Regions from separate parts of the Homo sapiens genome. Here region 2 is linked to region 1. A link is an interaction called in ENCODE POLR2A ChIA-PET data of the cell type or tissue named here. Cell type or tissue: CD4-positive, alpha-beta T cell. All regions are shown on one strand.

Region 1 (8,000 bases):
CCTGGCCTTCTGGCTGCCTAATAGTGGGCACCACCCAGCTTTACTTCAGTGAGTTTTGGGAACCATTTCTGATGACATCAATTTACAAAGCAAAGAGATGTTTGCTTCATTTTCACAAAGCTAACCTGTATTCTAAAGAGCCCAAATCGATTTCTCTCCTGAAATGCCTCTAGCAGCTTTAATTGATAGGGAGTTAAAACTGGGAGGCTCTCCAGTGAGTGACCCCTGTGTATGGACCCAGAGGCAGAGAAATTCTATTGCAACAGGATTTGACATGATTAGATATAATGTTTGTTCTTGACAACTATTTCTTTTTTACCTTTGGACTTTTGAAAACTTGCATTGTAATGTTTTTAGAAGAAACAGATCAACACAGAATTCCCTTTGGTTTTATAAAAGAGAAATTCCATCATGTAAACTATTTTGCTGCCATCTCTAGAAATGATTAGAATGATTAGAGAAATTCAAGAGTTATATGGTATGGAGCAGCCACAACGGTTATTTGGACAATTTGAAATTGATAACAAAATATTTTAAAAGAATGTTCTTAGTATTTAGGCTTCATAGATATCTCTCTTAATATCTGTAAAAATAACCATACAACTGCCTTGGTTGTAAACCTTAGTAGTAAAGTGTTTAGATTTCTACCATGAGATGTATGTTTATTAATCAATTTTGTGCATGACTAAATTGTATTATAGAAGTTTTGAATGAGGTTAAAATACAATGTTTAAAAATATTAATGATAAAATTTCTATTCAGTATTTTTAAGAATAATGAGCACTTCATTACTGTAAATGCTTTAAAACTGTGATTAGTAATTCAGATGTCGGTTACAAGTTCAGCTTAGTTTTATGGTTGCTTTTAATGCACTGACTTCCAAAATTTAGTAACTCTAAATGGAAGAAGAACACAACTAGTCACATTAAGTCATAATTGCTCATTCTTCATTTTTCTTCATCAGTTATGCAAAGGTTTTTGTGGAAATCTGAGTAATGAATTTCCATCTTCTCTCATGGCCGATGACACAAATGTATTAAGGTTTTTATACTTTTTAACCAAAGACTTTAATACACCAAAACTCTTCATTTGGAAAGTTTTGAACAAATTATAAAAGCAGTTTCCAGGTTTGTTTGAGTAACACCCTCACATGATTTTTGGCCAAAACATGACCTAACCCATAGAAACACTTCCAAACCCTTTTCTGAAAAGCACTCTCTCTAGCACTTTCTCCATCATCTTTTCCTGGGCCCACCCCATTTGGAGCCTTTGCTCTGAATAATCGTGGTACGGACAGAGGTAGCAAGTTCTAGTCTGAGGCCTTTGGCCACACCGCTACCTGTTCACCTGCATGGTCCTGCTGTAGACAACCATCTCGCCCCCAGCCCTTCCCCGCAGTGCCACCGAAGACTTGTGGTTCTGAGCCTGCAAAGTGCTTGGCTGAGCAGAGCAGAGAGGAACTGAACAGTGTGTGTTAAGAATGGAGCCTGTGAATCACTCCTTGTGAATCACGGCACTTTATCACTGCCCTTTCCTTAGACCTACTGAAGACAGCCTGGACAACCTGGCATGGCCAAGGGGTGGGGGGACAGCTTTGTACATCCTTTTTCCCAGTCATTTGCTTGCTTTCCTCACTCTTCTGACTACATCTTCCTGCCCTTGTTTTTCTCTTATTCCATATTTGGATGGATGTTGACCAATTTGGGGTGTCTCCTTTCTGGTCTTCCAGAAATCTTTCTAAACCCTGTAACTATGTTTCTAATCTCTTCCAACTGTTGGAAGAGGTGACTGATTACTGTTAAACTCGGGCTTTGGCTCTCAGCACCCTGCAGGGTGACCTCCTGAGGTGCCATCGTGTGGAAACTGTGCAGATGGTGAAGTACCATGTTAGGGAGATAGAGGCAAGTTTGCATGTGGGTCTGTTTAATGATACCGAATGCCTATCTGTGCTTGGTACTCTTTACCAAGGAGGGCATGATCTATTTATTTTCTTTCTTTGAAATAAGTGAATATCAAATTTACTCCTAAATTTCATATGTTCAAATCATCTAAATGGGTTGGTTATTAGAAAGGATATTAGCTTTTTCACTCTGGATCTGTCTCTCTTCACTATAGCCCCACTGTCTTTGCACAGTGTGGTTTCACCTGCCTGCCTCTCCATATCCAGCTCGGCGAGCATGACGTCTCCCCTGCTTTCACTCTCCAGCCCTCAACTATGTACCAAGCCTTGTTCTAGGTCCTGAGATGACAAAGTAAGTATTTGCCATCGTTGCGCTTTTATTCTAGTGAGGGAGATAGGTAATTGGAATAAGTAAACGAAAAATCAATCATGAGGTGGGGGTGCCTACCTAGAATATTCAGAGAAGACTCAGCTGAGGAGCTGGTGTTCAAGTGAGACTGGGAAGGAACAGCTAACAGAGGAGTTGGGTGAGAGTGTTCTGGGTGACTTATTAGAAAGTGGAAGAGTCTCTTCCAAATGACAAATGATTCTATCCTAGCTTTGAGTCTTGTGCCAAGACCTTAAAAAAAACACACACCCACTGCTGTGGTCTGAATGTTGATGTTGCCCCATCCCCCCTCCATTCATGTGTTCAAATATAATATCCAATGTGATAGAATTAAGAGGCAAAGCATTTGGGAAATGATTAAGTCATGAGGGCTCTACGCTCATGAATGGGATCAGTGCACTTAGAAGCTGGAGATGTGAAGACACAGCAAGAAGGCGCCGTCCGTCTATGAGGAACAGTCCCTCACCAGACGCCACATCTGCTGGTGCCTTGATTTTGGACTTCCCAGCTTCTAGAACTGTTGTTTATAAATTATCCAGTCTGAGTAGCCCAAACAAACTAACCCACTTAGCACCCACTTAACACCATGTCTCTTTCAGATGGCAAGAAAACACCAATATTTTTAGAGATAAATGTTCCATTACTGTGTAGTCCAATAAGTATAAATAAGTTCTTGGCTTGATCCACTTACAGTTTTAATGGACACAAGGGAATCTGCTATTCTTAACTTAGCATTAAACTGCGAGGAGGAATGAGTTGGTGAAATGGACATTGTAGTGGGCACCTGGCAGGGGGTGACCTTGTTATCTCAGTTTATGATGATGTCCCCTACAGATCTGACAGCCAGTGGACACAGCCCTATCAACTTCCTGCTGTGATCATCTGCAAAGGGAACCTAGGCATCGGGAAGACATTCGTTAAAGTTCAGGAAAAAATTAGGTGTGATTTCATGGCATGACAGCCTAAAAGAGACTTTTGTGAAATTCTACAAAAGTAAATCCTGACTGTTCAAATTGCATTCCAGGGTACTGAGAAAATTTGAGCAAAAAAAAATTGCTCAACTGCTATTAGTATTTTTTTGGAATGAGTTGACAATGGTGGAAAGAGGCACTGGAAATGGGAAGACAGAGATCTTTGAAGAAATATAGAGCTAGCCAAACTTCCCACTTTATTTAATGAGGTAGGAAGTGGATGATGTAAGTTATGGTTCGTTGAGCCCAGTGAAAAGCTTGTCTGCATGGATCATGAGGATATTCTTGCAGTCCTCCCTTTAATTCTCAGTGCCTTCTCTAAGAAAGCCCCAGAACTGTTCAGGTATTTCTCCCAAATAATGTTTGTTTTTAATCCGATGTCAACTGTGTAATTGAACAGGTGACCCTATTTTAATTTGACATTTCCGGAACACTCAAAACCAAATTGGTGGCCCTCCCATTAGCAAATGTGCAGGCATTTGGTTCTGACTCATTTTGACCCTCTCCGATTCTACTTTATTCCAGTTATTTCATGCTTTCTTAAATCTTTAATATCCTTGTAAATCACTGTAAAACATTTGAGGAACAAGATGGAGCCAGGTAAATATAAATAGAAGCGACATCTCATGGCTAAAAGCGCAGGCCCTGGAGTCAGCTGGAATCCGACCCTGATTTCTTGTCTGTATAATGGAAATAACAGCTATTTCATAGGATTATTGTGCAAATATTTATGACAAGCACTGAGTACTGTGGTGGACACCAAATTAACAAGCAATAAATGTTATCATTACTTATGATGACGTGAACTAAATCAGTTATGTGAGCTTGAGATTGGACCCAGGCAAAATTCCTCAACAGTGCAAACATATAAGATAGGTGATTCCTTAAGATCATGTCATGCTAGCCCAATGTAATTTTATGTTTCTGAAAGCACAGTGACCAAATGGAAGATGGGAAGCTGTAGGAAAATATACCTTGATGTCAGCAAAGCTTTTGACATCTCTCACAATACCTTAAATAAAGTCTTATTAAAACTTAAATGAGTTAAAGTGACATGAGCAGTAGGAGAGTTCGATTGTGTTGATTTAATAAAACCAGAAAGACTTCTAGGTTGTGGTTCTCAGCCCTGGTTGCACAATAGAATCACCCAGAGAGATTTTTCAAAGTACCAGGGCCCAAGGGTGCTCCAGGCTAACACACTCATGCACTCTGGGGTAGGGCCTGGGCGGTTTTTAGTTTTTAAGCTCCCCAGTGAATTTAAAGTTTAGCTAGGATTGAAAAATGCTGTGATGGATAATGGATTGTGGTGAGCCTAAAAAGGAGGAGTCTCACTGAGGGTTTTTCCTTAGCCAGCCGGTGCACATGTGTGTCATGTGATCTGTATGAGGCCCTAGGGACCATGCTCTTGGATGCACGGATGCCACTGACTAAATGCAATGAATGACAGACAGGACCTTGATTGATGTTGACAAGCTGGCCAGATGACCTGATTCAAGCAAGATGCACTTTTGAATGTCAGGTTCTAAATGTGTGTATAGGGCAGTGGGTCTCAGGGTATAGGCCCTAGACCAATAGCCTCAGCATCTTCTGAAACTTGTTAGAATTGTATTAATGGGATCTACCAACCTACTAATTCAAAAATTCTGGAGGGTGGGGTCAGCAATCTTTTTTCACAAGCCTTCCATGGGATTCTGATGTGTGCTAAAGTTTAAGAACCACTCACATAGAAGGGGGAATCCCACTGGACAAGTACAGAATCAGAGACATCTCATTAGCAACAGCAGTGACTGAAGACAGAGTCTGTTTATTCTTGATCTATAGTTCTGTTTTATTCTCGCTTTCCCATTGCGATGAAGACCTCATACTTGGCAGATCACGTCACTTGCTTATCTCTGTGTTCTACAGTCATTGTATAAAACTGTTTACTGAAAATCTGAGTAATTCCAGAGACTGTTACATAGTGAGAAATGTTGAGTTTAGAGCATAATGACACAGAAATAGCTGAGAAGAACAGCAGTTGCCATATGCCAGGCACCATTATGAGCCCCTTAGACGAATATTAACTCATTGAATGAGGAAAGACATGGTCATGGTTATTGGTTGGGTAGCAAGTGTTGACAAGTGGGCTCATTTAACTTCCAATGCTTTTGATAGGTCACTAGGAGTTCTGTGTGTCTGAGAATCTTTTTGATAATTAGTAAAATATTAACTAGTAAATACTAAAAATGAATGATCCCTTGCTTGCTCTGCCCTCTCAGTATCCACCCACCCCCAAAAAGGCAGGTGAGAGGAGGAAGAAAAATCTGCCTCCACACATTGAGGGAACAAGAGAAGGTAAAGAAGTTGGGAGAGACTATGCCAGGAGAGCTCACCCAGTTCCAGGGCATGGGACAGGTACGCAACCATCTAAGGACACACGTGGGAAACAAGGTGCCCAGGGTGGTAGAGCACAGATACTTCCCCCTCCTCCAGCTCCTGGGGAAGTTGCAGGTCATTCATTTACAAAGGGAGGCATAAACCAGAGAGAAGAAGACAACTTGTGGGGCTTAAGAATGAGTTGCTTGGGGACCAGTCAAAAGTTGTCTGAAAGAGCTGTCATGACTTAAGGCACCTTGGGAGGAGCAGTCTGGCTACCTCAAAATGCCTAGCCTAGATTTTTCTGTGGCTGTGGCCAGCCTTAGCCCTCCCTGTTTCCTAGACTGGGGAGGTTCTGAGGCACACCATTTCAAGGATTTTGCTCCTCTGAGAGATTAAAAATATGTTAGCATGTGTTAAGGATGCCAGAAAATCCTACAGTAAAAAAAAAAAAAACCAACAACCAACAACCTAGTTTCCACCTTTTCAGTATGTGGTCTTTCTAAAAGATATCTTTCCTTGATATGTTGCATGTGCTAAAGACTTGCACACACAACAGAAACATACAAAACAAAGTTTTCCAAAGTCCCCTCAACCTATATCCTACTTCCCAAAAGTAATCACTTAGCAGTTTCTTATCTCTTCCTCCAAAAATTGATATGCATACTACAGGATGAATTGATATGCATACTACAGAATGTATGTATGTGTGTGTGTTTATACAGATATTCTTTTTTTTTCACATAAATGATAACACTATACACACTAATCAGTTACCTTGCTCTTTAAAAATATCTTGGGAATATTTTCATATCAGTACATGTAGATAATGATAGAAATAATAGTTCACACTCATAAAGAGATAACTAATGAATGAGCCAAGTACTGATGAGTACTGTGTAAGTTTGTTTCATTTAATCTCAAAACTATAGGAGAGGTACCATTATTATCCTAATTTATAGTTGGGGAAGCTATCTAAAGAGGTCATGCCTACTGCCCAAGGCCACCAAGCCCAGCAGTTCAGACTCAAGAGCCCATGCTCTTGACCACTGCCACTGCAGTATACAAATCCACTCCAGTCTTTTTTTTTCTTTTATCTTTTTTTTTTTTTTTTTTTTTTGAGATGGAGTCTCACTCTGTCACCAGGCTGGAGTGCAGTGGCATGATCTTGGCTCCCTCCACCTTCCCAGCTTCAAGCAATTCTCCTGCCTCAGCCTCCAGAGTAGCAGGGACTACACGCCCAGCTAATTTTTGTATTTTTAGTAGAGACAGGGTCTCACCACATTGGACAAGATGGTCTCGATCTCTTGACCTCATGATCTGCTTGCCTTGACCTCCCAAAGTGCTGGGATTACAGACATGAGCCACTGCGCCCGGCCCACTTCACTCTTCAACACCTGAACATAATATTTCTGTGCTTGGATGCACCACAACGTATTGAACCAGGTTCACACTGATGGACATTTGAGTTTATCTGCCTTGAGCATATCTGCACATAATACCTTTGTGAATCTGTAAATGTATCTGAAAGATAAATTCAGTGAATCACAGCAGCAAAGAGCACAAACTGAAGTCCTGATCCCCATCCCCTCAGATCAACCCTGTCCCCCACAGATCTCCGTGTTGGTCAATGGCACTGTCATTCACTCAGTTGCTTAGTTGACCCCTTTCTTTTTCTCATATCCTACATCCAGTCCATCAAACACATCCTTTCTACATCCCCTCAGTCTGTTCTTCACACAGCATCCAAAGTGGACCTTTCAAAACAAATCATGTCACTACCCTGCTTTAACCAAACTCTAGTGGTTTCCCATCACATTAAAACAAAGTGTTAAGTACTTATGAGGCCCTGAAAGGCTGGCAGTTGTTGGGATGCAATTTAAGCTTCTGCACAGCCACTCAAAATAGAGTTGCTCAAACAAAATAGCAACTTCTCAAACCTTTATAGCAGTCCAGAGGGCAGGTGGGCCATTTGGGATGGAGAGTGTTTCTGTTCTACAAGGCCAACTGAAGACCCAGGTTCCTTCTGTCTTCTTACTCCTCCAACATCCAGGGCAGTAGTTCTCAACTAGGGGTAATTTTGTTCCCTGGGGTACATTTGACAATGTCTGGAGACATTTTTGGTTTTAACAACTGGGGAATGAAGAAGGGTGTGTGTTAGTGTCATCTAGTGGGTAGAGGCCAGAGATGGCTGCTAAACATCCTACAATACTTTGAACAGCCTCCGCAACAAGTTATCATGGGTCCAAAATGTCAGTATTGCTGATGTTGAGCAACCCTGTTCTTGGGCAGTGGTTTTGAAGCTTGAGTCCCCTGGAGGGTTTCTTAAAATACAGATGGCTGGGCCCCACCCCCAAGGTTTCTGATTCAGTAGTTCTGGAGGGGG
Region 2 (8,000 bases), 600 kb after region 1:
CCACTGCACTCCAGCCTGGGTAACAGAGCAAGACTCCGAATGAAAAATAAAATAATAATACTAAATCAAAATAAATAAAAGAATAAAAACATCATTTACAGTTTTGCCCCCAGCTTCACCAGTCCCACCAAAATAACGGAGAGTGGCTTAAAAAAAAAGATATTAACTAACAAGGACAAAGAGAAAAAGAAAGTAGAAAGGAAAAAGAAATATTTTGGAAGCTGGAGAGCATACGGAACAAGTGATTACCAGCTTAGCTGACCAAAGGAAGCTAGAACCAATTGGGGGCAGCCTGAAGCGGGATGATTTGAGACACAGAACCTCAGAAAGTTGTGGCTCAGGAGTTGGTGGCCCAGGGTGCAATTGAGGCTGAGAACAGAAGACTGGTTACAAGCCTGTACAAACAGAGATGCACAGATGCCTCCAGATCTGCCAACCGCTATCTCCCATCTCAGAAGTCCAGAATTGACCCTCCAAAGAGGGTTAGCCAGAGAGACTCCAGCCTCAGTGACATCACGGCAGGGCACCATATAGAAAACTGGGGATCAGCTGGAGTTCTACACCCTGTGGGGCTCATCCCTTTCCCTCCACTCCAGTCTCAGAATGATGGCAGTCAGGTTTATAATTCTCAAATCAAAAAGATTTGAGGAAACTGTCTAGATTAAGAGAAAAGACCAAAAGAAACTACAAAATGGGACTTTCCCAATGAAACAGCCCAGCAAGATCACTGTACAGAAAAGTTCATCCATTGGCGAGCTCCCTCCAGCTCTCAACACCACCATGTATGTGCATGCACACACATACACACATATGCACACACATATACACATGCATGTACACACACACTACACAACTTACAATCAGCTTTTTAGTGCTTCACTTTTAAATATGAGAAAAGAGTCAAGGAAGACCAAACATCTGAGAAATTTTCTAATAGAAAAACTGAGATAAAAACAAATAAGATTTTTATAAGAGCTCAGTAGAAGCAGAAATAATTTTTAAAAAGCAGAAGAAAATTTCAAAAAGCTATAATTGATGTGTCCAGAGGAAAAAAATGAAGGAAATTAGAAAGTTACATGAAGTAGAAATGTCAGAAGATAAAGTTTGGGAAAGTAAAAAAAAATTTCAGAGATGGAAAATACACACACACACACACACACACACACAAAACCCATAAGAAATAACACCAATTTTACACAAACTCTTTCAGAGTTTGAGAAGGTAAAAAAATATTTCGGAGATGGAAAATATAGGAAAAAATTAAAGACCTGATGAAGAACTATAATATTCAAATAAAATGGGAGTTCCAGAAAGAGAGAACAGAGAAAATAGAAGGGTTGCAACTATTCAAAAAATAATTCAAGAAAATTCTTCAGGCCAGGCATGGTGGCTCATGCCTGTAATCCCACACTTTGGGAGGCCAAGGCGGGTAGATCACCTGAAGTCAGGAGTTTGAGACCAGCCTTGCCAACATGGTGAAACCCCGCCTCTACTAAAAATGCAAAAATCAGCTGGGCATGATGTGGCATGCCTATAATTCTAGCTACTCAGAAGGCCGAGACAGGAGAATCACTTGAACCCAAGAGGCGGAGGTTGCAGTGAGCTGAGATCGCACCACTGCACTCCAGCCTGGGTGACAGAGCAAGGCTCTGTGTCCAAAAAAAAAAAAAGGAAATTCTTCAGAGCTGAAGGACATGAGTTTTCATATTGAGAGGCATCACAGGGTCTCCTACATAAGGGGTTTAGAAAGTCCCATACCAAGACACATCATTATAAAACGCTGGAATTCCAAGGACAAAAAGAAGATTCTAAATACATTCAGAAAGGAAATAGTATGCCTCATTAAACAGGTAAAATATCAGACTTCCCAATAGCTGCACTGGAAGCTAGGAGAGCAACATCTTTAAATTTCTAAGGAAAAAATATCTTCAATTTAGAATTCTAAACCTAGTCCAATATCAATCATGTATGAGGTTGAAAGAATTGTATAGATATTCATGATCTGGAAGCTGCAGGAGGATGTGTTCACCCAAAATGAAAGTGTAAAATGAGAAACAGGATGTCATGGGACCAAAAAAAAAAAAGAGGATCCAATACAGAGGAGAACTGAAAGGAATTTTGAGGTTAAGAAAAGGAAATCCCAGGGTGACAGCTGGGTGGCAGATTTTGAGAGCAGCCAGTCCAGACTGCAGCAAGGGGAGAGAGAGCTCCAGGAAGGATATCTTCCAAAAAAGGGTTTACGCTGGCAGAACATATGGAGAGGAGATTTCCATTTCTGAAGCAGGGTTTGGGATGATTTCAGTAGAGGTAAGGAGTCTCCTCCTATCCGTGGGGATATGTTCCAAGACCCCCAGTGGATGCCTGAAGCCACAGATAGTCTGAACCCTACATATACTATGTTTCTTCCTATATGTACAGACCTGTGATAAAATTTAATTAGGCACAGTACTCTTGGGGCCATTATTAAGTAAAATAAGCGTTACTTGAACACAAGCACAGCGATAACTGCAACAGTTGATCTGATAACCAAGATGGCTACTAAGCAACCAATGGGCAGGGAGCACAGACCTTGTGGATAATTCTTTTTTTTTTTTTTTTTTTTTTTGAGACAGAGTCTTGCTCTGTCGCCCAGGTTGGAGTGCAGTGGCGTGATCTTGACTCACTGCAACCTCTGCCTCCTAGGTTCGAGCTATTCTCCTGTCTCAGCCTCCTGGGACTATAGGGATGCGCCACCACGCCTGGCTAATTTTTGTATTTTTAGTTGAAACGGGGTTTCACCAAGTTGATCAGGCTGGTCTCGAACTCCTGACCTCAAGGGATCCACCCGCCTCAGCTTCCCAAAGTGTTGGGATCTCAAGGGTGCGTGAGCCACCACGCCCGGCCTAAACTTTTTATTTCTTAAATTTTCCACTTAATATTTTTGGGGTTGAATATGTAGTAACTGAAGCCACAGAAAGTGAAACCATGGATAAGGGGGATTGTCGTACATAGAAAACTAAGCAAAAAAGAAAAAAATGAGATGATAACCTCCAGTGAAAACAAATAATTGAAAAAGAAAGAAAATATAATAATGTTTTATGTGGCTCAGCTATAGATATTTTTAAAATCATAGTTATGTAAACACTAAATATTAATCTTAATTTATGATAGAGATATATTGTCAGATGACAGGAGGAGGTGTTCAGGGAAAGATGTGTAAATGGTGTAACAAAACTGAATCATAATTATTTTATAATAAAAAGACAAGAGATAATAACAAAAACTGAAAAGTCAATATAACAACAGTAGTGCCAGGCACTGTTAAAAGTGCTTATTTTTAATGCATTAATTCCTTTTGTTTTATTTATTTATTTATTTATTTATTTATTTATTTATTTGAGGCACAGTCTCGCTCTGTCACCCAGGCTGGAGTGAAGTGGTCCAATCTCAGCTCGCTGCAACTTCTGCCTCCCAGGTTCAAGCAATTCTCTGCCTCAGCCTCCTGAGTAGCTGAGATTACAGGTATGCACCACCATGCCCAGTTAATTTTTGTATTTTTAGTAGAGACAGGGATTCACCATGTTGGCCAGGCTGGTCTCAAACTCCTGACCTCAGGTGATCCACCCGCCTCGGCCTCCCAAAGTGCTGGGATTACAGGCATGAGCCACCGCACCCAGACTGAATTAATTCCTTTTAATGCTCACACTAACCTTATGAAGTTTAAAAACCCATTTAATGGATGAGAATATGAAAAATAGTGATATAAGCATATAATTTAGAAATATGGGGGCAAACTCCAGAAGCAACAGCTATAAGAAACAAAAGTAATTGCCTCCATGGAGAGGAAATTGGATGGAAAAGGGCATGTAGAGGTCTGCTGGTTTTCAATAGAAACCTTGGTTAGGCGCAGAGGCTTTCATCTGCAATCCCAGCACTTTGGGAGGCTGAAGTGAATGGAATGCTTGAGCCTAAGAGCTCAAGAGTAGCCTGGGCAATATAATGACCTCATCTCTACAAAAAATACAAAAATTAGCCAGCATGGCGGTGTATACCTATAGTCCTAGCTACTTGGGAGACTGAAGTGGGAGGATCACTTGAGCCTGGGCAATACAGGCTGCAGTGAACCATGATCATACCACTGCACTCCAGCCTGAGTTACGCAGTGAGACTGTCTAAAAAAAAAAAAAAAGACGAAACCTTATGAAACCATTTTTTTGTTTTGTTTTGTTTTGTTTTGAGACAAAGTCTCACTCTGCTGCCCAGGCCAGAGTGCAGTGGCATGTCTCGGCTCACTGCAACCCTGCCTATCAGGTTCAAGCCGTTCTCTTGCCTCAGCTTCCCAAGTAGCTGGGACTACAGGCGCACGCCACCACATCTGGCTAATTTTTGTACTTTTAGTAGAGACAGGGTTTCACTATGTTGTCCAGGCTAGTCTCAAACTCCTGACTCAGATGATCCACCTGCCTTGGCCTCCCAAAGTGCTGGGATTACAGGCTGAGCCACTATGCTTGGCCTGAAACCATTTGACTTGTTAAACTTTGTACATATAAAACTTTGATAAAACTAAAGAATCAATTAAAAGACATCAATTCAATAATTTATTAATCAATCAGTGATAATGGTTTGGCTCTTTGGCCCCACCCAAATCTCATGTTGAATTGTAATCCCTAGTGTTGGAGGTGGGGCCTGGTAGGAGGTGACTGGATTATGGGGGAATTGGTCTCTAATGGCTTAGCACCATCTCCCTAGTGGTTTCTCACGATGGAGTTCTCTCAAGATCTGGTTGTCTAAAAGTGTGTGGCACCTTCCCCTTCTCTCTCTCTCTTTCTCTCTCCTGCCACCATGTGAAGATGTGCTTGCTTCACCTTAGCCCTTCTGCCATGATTGTAAGCTTCCTAAGCCTCCCCAGCAATGCCTCCTCTACAGCCTGTGGAACTGTGAGTCAATTAAACCTCTTCTTTTCATAAATTACCCAGTCTCAGGTAGTTCTTTATAGCAGTGTGAGAACAGACTAATACAGAAAATTGGTTTCAGATAAATGGGGCATTCCCATAAAGATAACTGAAAATGTAGAAGTGACTTTGGAACTGGGTAATGGGCAGAGACTGGAAGAGTTTCGAGGGCTTTGGAAAAAGTCAGGAAGATGAGGGAAAGTTTGAAACTTCCTAGAGACTTGTTGAATGGTTTTGACCAAAATGCTGATAGTGATATGGACAGAGATGGCCAGGTTCATGAGGTCTCACTTAGAGATGAGGAACTTACTGAGAACTGCAGTAAATGTCATTCTGCTATGCTTTAGCAAAAAGACTGGTGGCATTGTGCCCCTGCTCTAGGGAATCTGTTGAATTTTGAACTTGAGAAAGAGGATTTAGGGTATCTGGCAGAAGAAATTCCTAAGCAGCAGCAGAGCATAAAACTTTGGAAAATTTGCAGCCTGGCCATATAGTAAAAAAGAAAAACCCATTTTCTGAGGAGGAATTCAAACCTGCTGCAGTAAAGATAAGCCAAATGTTAATAGCCAAGACAATATAAAAATGCCTCCAAGGTATTTTAGAGACAGAGGGCTGGAGGACTAAGAGGGAAAAATGGTTTCGTGGGCCAGGCCTAGGGCCCCCCACTCTGTTCTGTGCAGCCCCAGGACATGGCACCCTGCATCACAGCTGCTCCAGCTCCACCCTTGGCATAAAGGGCCTCAGATATGCTTCAGGCCTCTGCTTCAGAGGGTGAAAGCCATAAGAAGCTTTGGCACCTTCCACATGATGTTAAGCCTGTGGGTGTGCAGAGTGCAACAGTTGAGGCTTGGGAACCTCCACCTAGATTTCAGAGGATGTATGAAAATGCCTGGATTTCCAGGCAGAAGTCTTCTGCAGGGGTGGAGCCCTCATGGGGAATCTCCACTAGGGCAATGTGGAGGGAAAATGTGGAATTGGAGCCCCCACACAGAGTCTCCACTGGAGCACTGCCTTGTGGAGCTGTGAGAAGAGGGCCACCATCCTTCAGACTCCAGAATGGTAAATCCACCAACAGCTTGCACTGTGTGCCCAGAAAAACTTCAGGCACTCAATGCCAACCCATGAAAGCAGCCACAGGGGCAGTACCCTTCAGAGCCACAGAGGCAGAGCTGCCCAAGGCCTTGAGAGCCTACCTCTTGCATCAGCATGCCCTGGATGCGAGACATGGAATCAAAGGTAACTATTTTGGGGCTTTAAGATTTAATGACTGTCCGCTAGGTTCAGACTTGCATGGGGCCCGTAGCCCCTTTGTTTTGCCCAATTTCTCCCTTTTGGAAAGGGAGCATTTACTAAATGTTTGTACCCTCATTGTACCTTGGAAGTAACTGACTTGTTTTTTATTTTACAGGCTGATAGGCAGAAGTGACGTGCCTTGTGTCAGATGAGACTTTGGACTTGGACTTTTGAGTTAATGCTGGAATGAGTTAAGACTTTGGGGGACCATTGGGAAGGCATGATTGTGTTTTAAAATGTGAGAAGGACATGAGATTTGGGAAGGGGCAGTGGTAGAACGATTTGGTTTGGCTTTGTGTCCCCACCCAAATCTCACGTTGAGTTGTAATCCCTAGTGTTGGAGGTGGGGCGTGGTGGGAAGTGATTGGATCATGGGGTGATTTCTAGTGGTTTAGCATCATTCCCCTAGTGCTGTCTTATGATAGAATTCTCACAAGATCTGGTTGCTTAAAAGTGTATGACACTTTCCCCTTCTCTCTCTCTTTCTCTCTTTCTCTCTCTCCTGCCACCATGTGAAGACATGCTTGCTTCCCCTTTGTCCTTCTGCCATGATTGTGAGTTTCCTGAGGCCTCCCCAACCATGCATCCTGCACAGCTTGTGGAACTGTGAGTCAATTAAACCTCTTTTCTTCATAAATTACCCAGTCTCAGTTAGTTCCTTATAGCAGTGTGAGAACGAACTAATACAATCAATAAATACATATTCACAACAAACCATTTTTAATTAACAAAAAACTATGCTTCTTGTAATCATTTCTATGTGAAAAACTCACAGAAAGCAGGCCTTGAACATTCCTCTAGTCAGCCTAGGCTTCTGGTGATGACTTTCCCTGGCCTGCAGGTTCCCAGTTCAACCAAACTGCCATCAATTTCCGCCCATGGAGGCTGGAGGAGTTCTGTGGCACAACTTGAGCACCACTCTTCCTCCAAGATGTTTAGCAAGTGTGTGCACATAAATCAGATTAAAGACTCAGCCTAAATCAAAAACATGAAGAATCATCCTTACAAATGCTTTAAAAACCATGAAAGCCCTGAACAATCACCTTTCATTCAAACACCCGCTGAGAACTATGTGGTCATTTGCTATATTTTCTGAGAAGAAATCAAATAAACAAATAGATATAATAATATTATAACATCTAGTTTTAATTAAAACACAAAATTAAACATAACATTTACTTTGGTCAGTTTTAAGAATGATAATTCCACTGATACTTTTTGGAAAACACTTGCTTATTAATGCTGGAGAGAGAAAAACCAAGAATAATGAATGCTTAGCTCATTATTCAAACTACCCTGGAGTCCTTGTTTTCATCTCGTCCTAAACCATTCACATTTCAGGCTGACAGTTTTTCCACTGTCACTCAAGGCGAAAACAGACGACTCCTTAAATTATGTTAGAAATAAATTAGCTCCCAGATAACACACACTCCATGTAAGAAAGAAAAGAAAGAAAGAATAAGTCCCGAGGTAAATTAACTCCTGGTGTACATAATGAAACTTTACCCTCAAGCTCCAATGCAGTGATACAAATACCAAAAATTCTGCCAATGACTGCACAATCTGTTTATTTGTGAGAAGGTGGAGGAGAGAAAAAGAAGAGCACCAGGTCCTTAGACAAATAAGACCATATTGAAATGACCCCTCTTAAAAATGGACTTTATTTTTTAAAGCAGTTTTAGGTTCACAGCAAAATTGAGTAGAAAAAAAATTGATGAGAAAGTACAGAGAGTTTCCATATTTCCCCTGTCCCCACCCGCCACACGCACAGCCTGT

Evidence for each region. Peaks named below come from ENCODE experiments on the same cell type or tissue, not always from the same donor. Only the 100,000 strongest peaks of a DNase experiment are listed, where the experiment ranks them.
Region 2: POLR2A ChIA-PET joins it to region 1 with 24 read pairs; 2 of 35 experiments call an interaction of 5 or more read pairs at or near these places.

The regions. Positions count from the first base shown.
Region 1 is chr4:38,140,817-38,148,816 of GRCh38, forward strand. No RefSeq gene overlaps it. Among named protein-coding and RNA genes, the nearest start is that of PTTG2, 180 kb to the left of the region's middle. In CD4-positive, alpha-beta T cell, no CTCF peak of the experiment used is centred here; no DNase peak of the experiment used is centred here.
Region 2 is chr4:38,741,961-38,749,960 of GRCh38, forward strand. LOC105374413 (a long non-coding RNA gene) reads left to right here and starts at 2,162. Exons shown (of 6, transcript XR_925231.2): 1 at 2,162-2,307; 2 at 3,381-3,501; 3 at 6,340-6,414; 4 at 6,743-6,830. In CD4-positive, alpha-beta T cell, no CTCF peak of the experiment used is centred here; no DNase peak of the experiment used is centred here.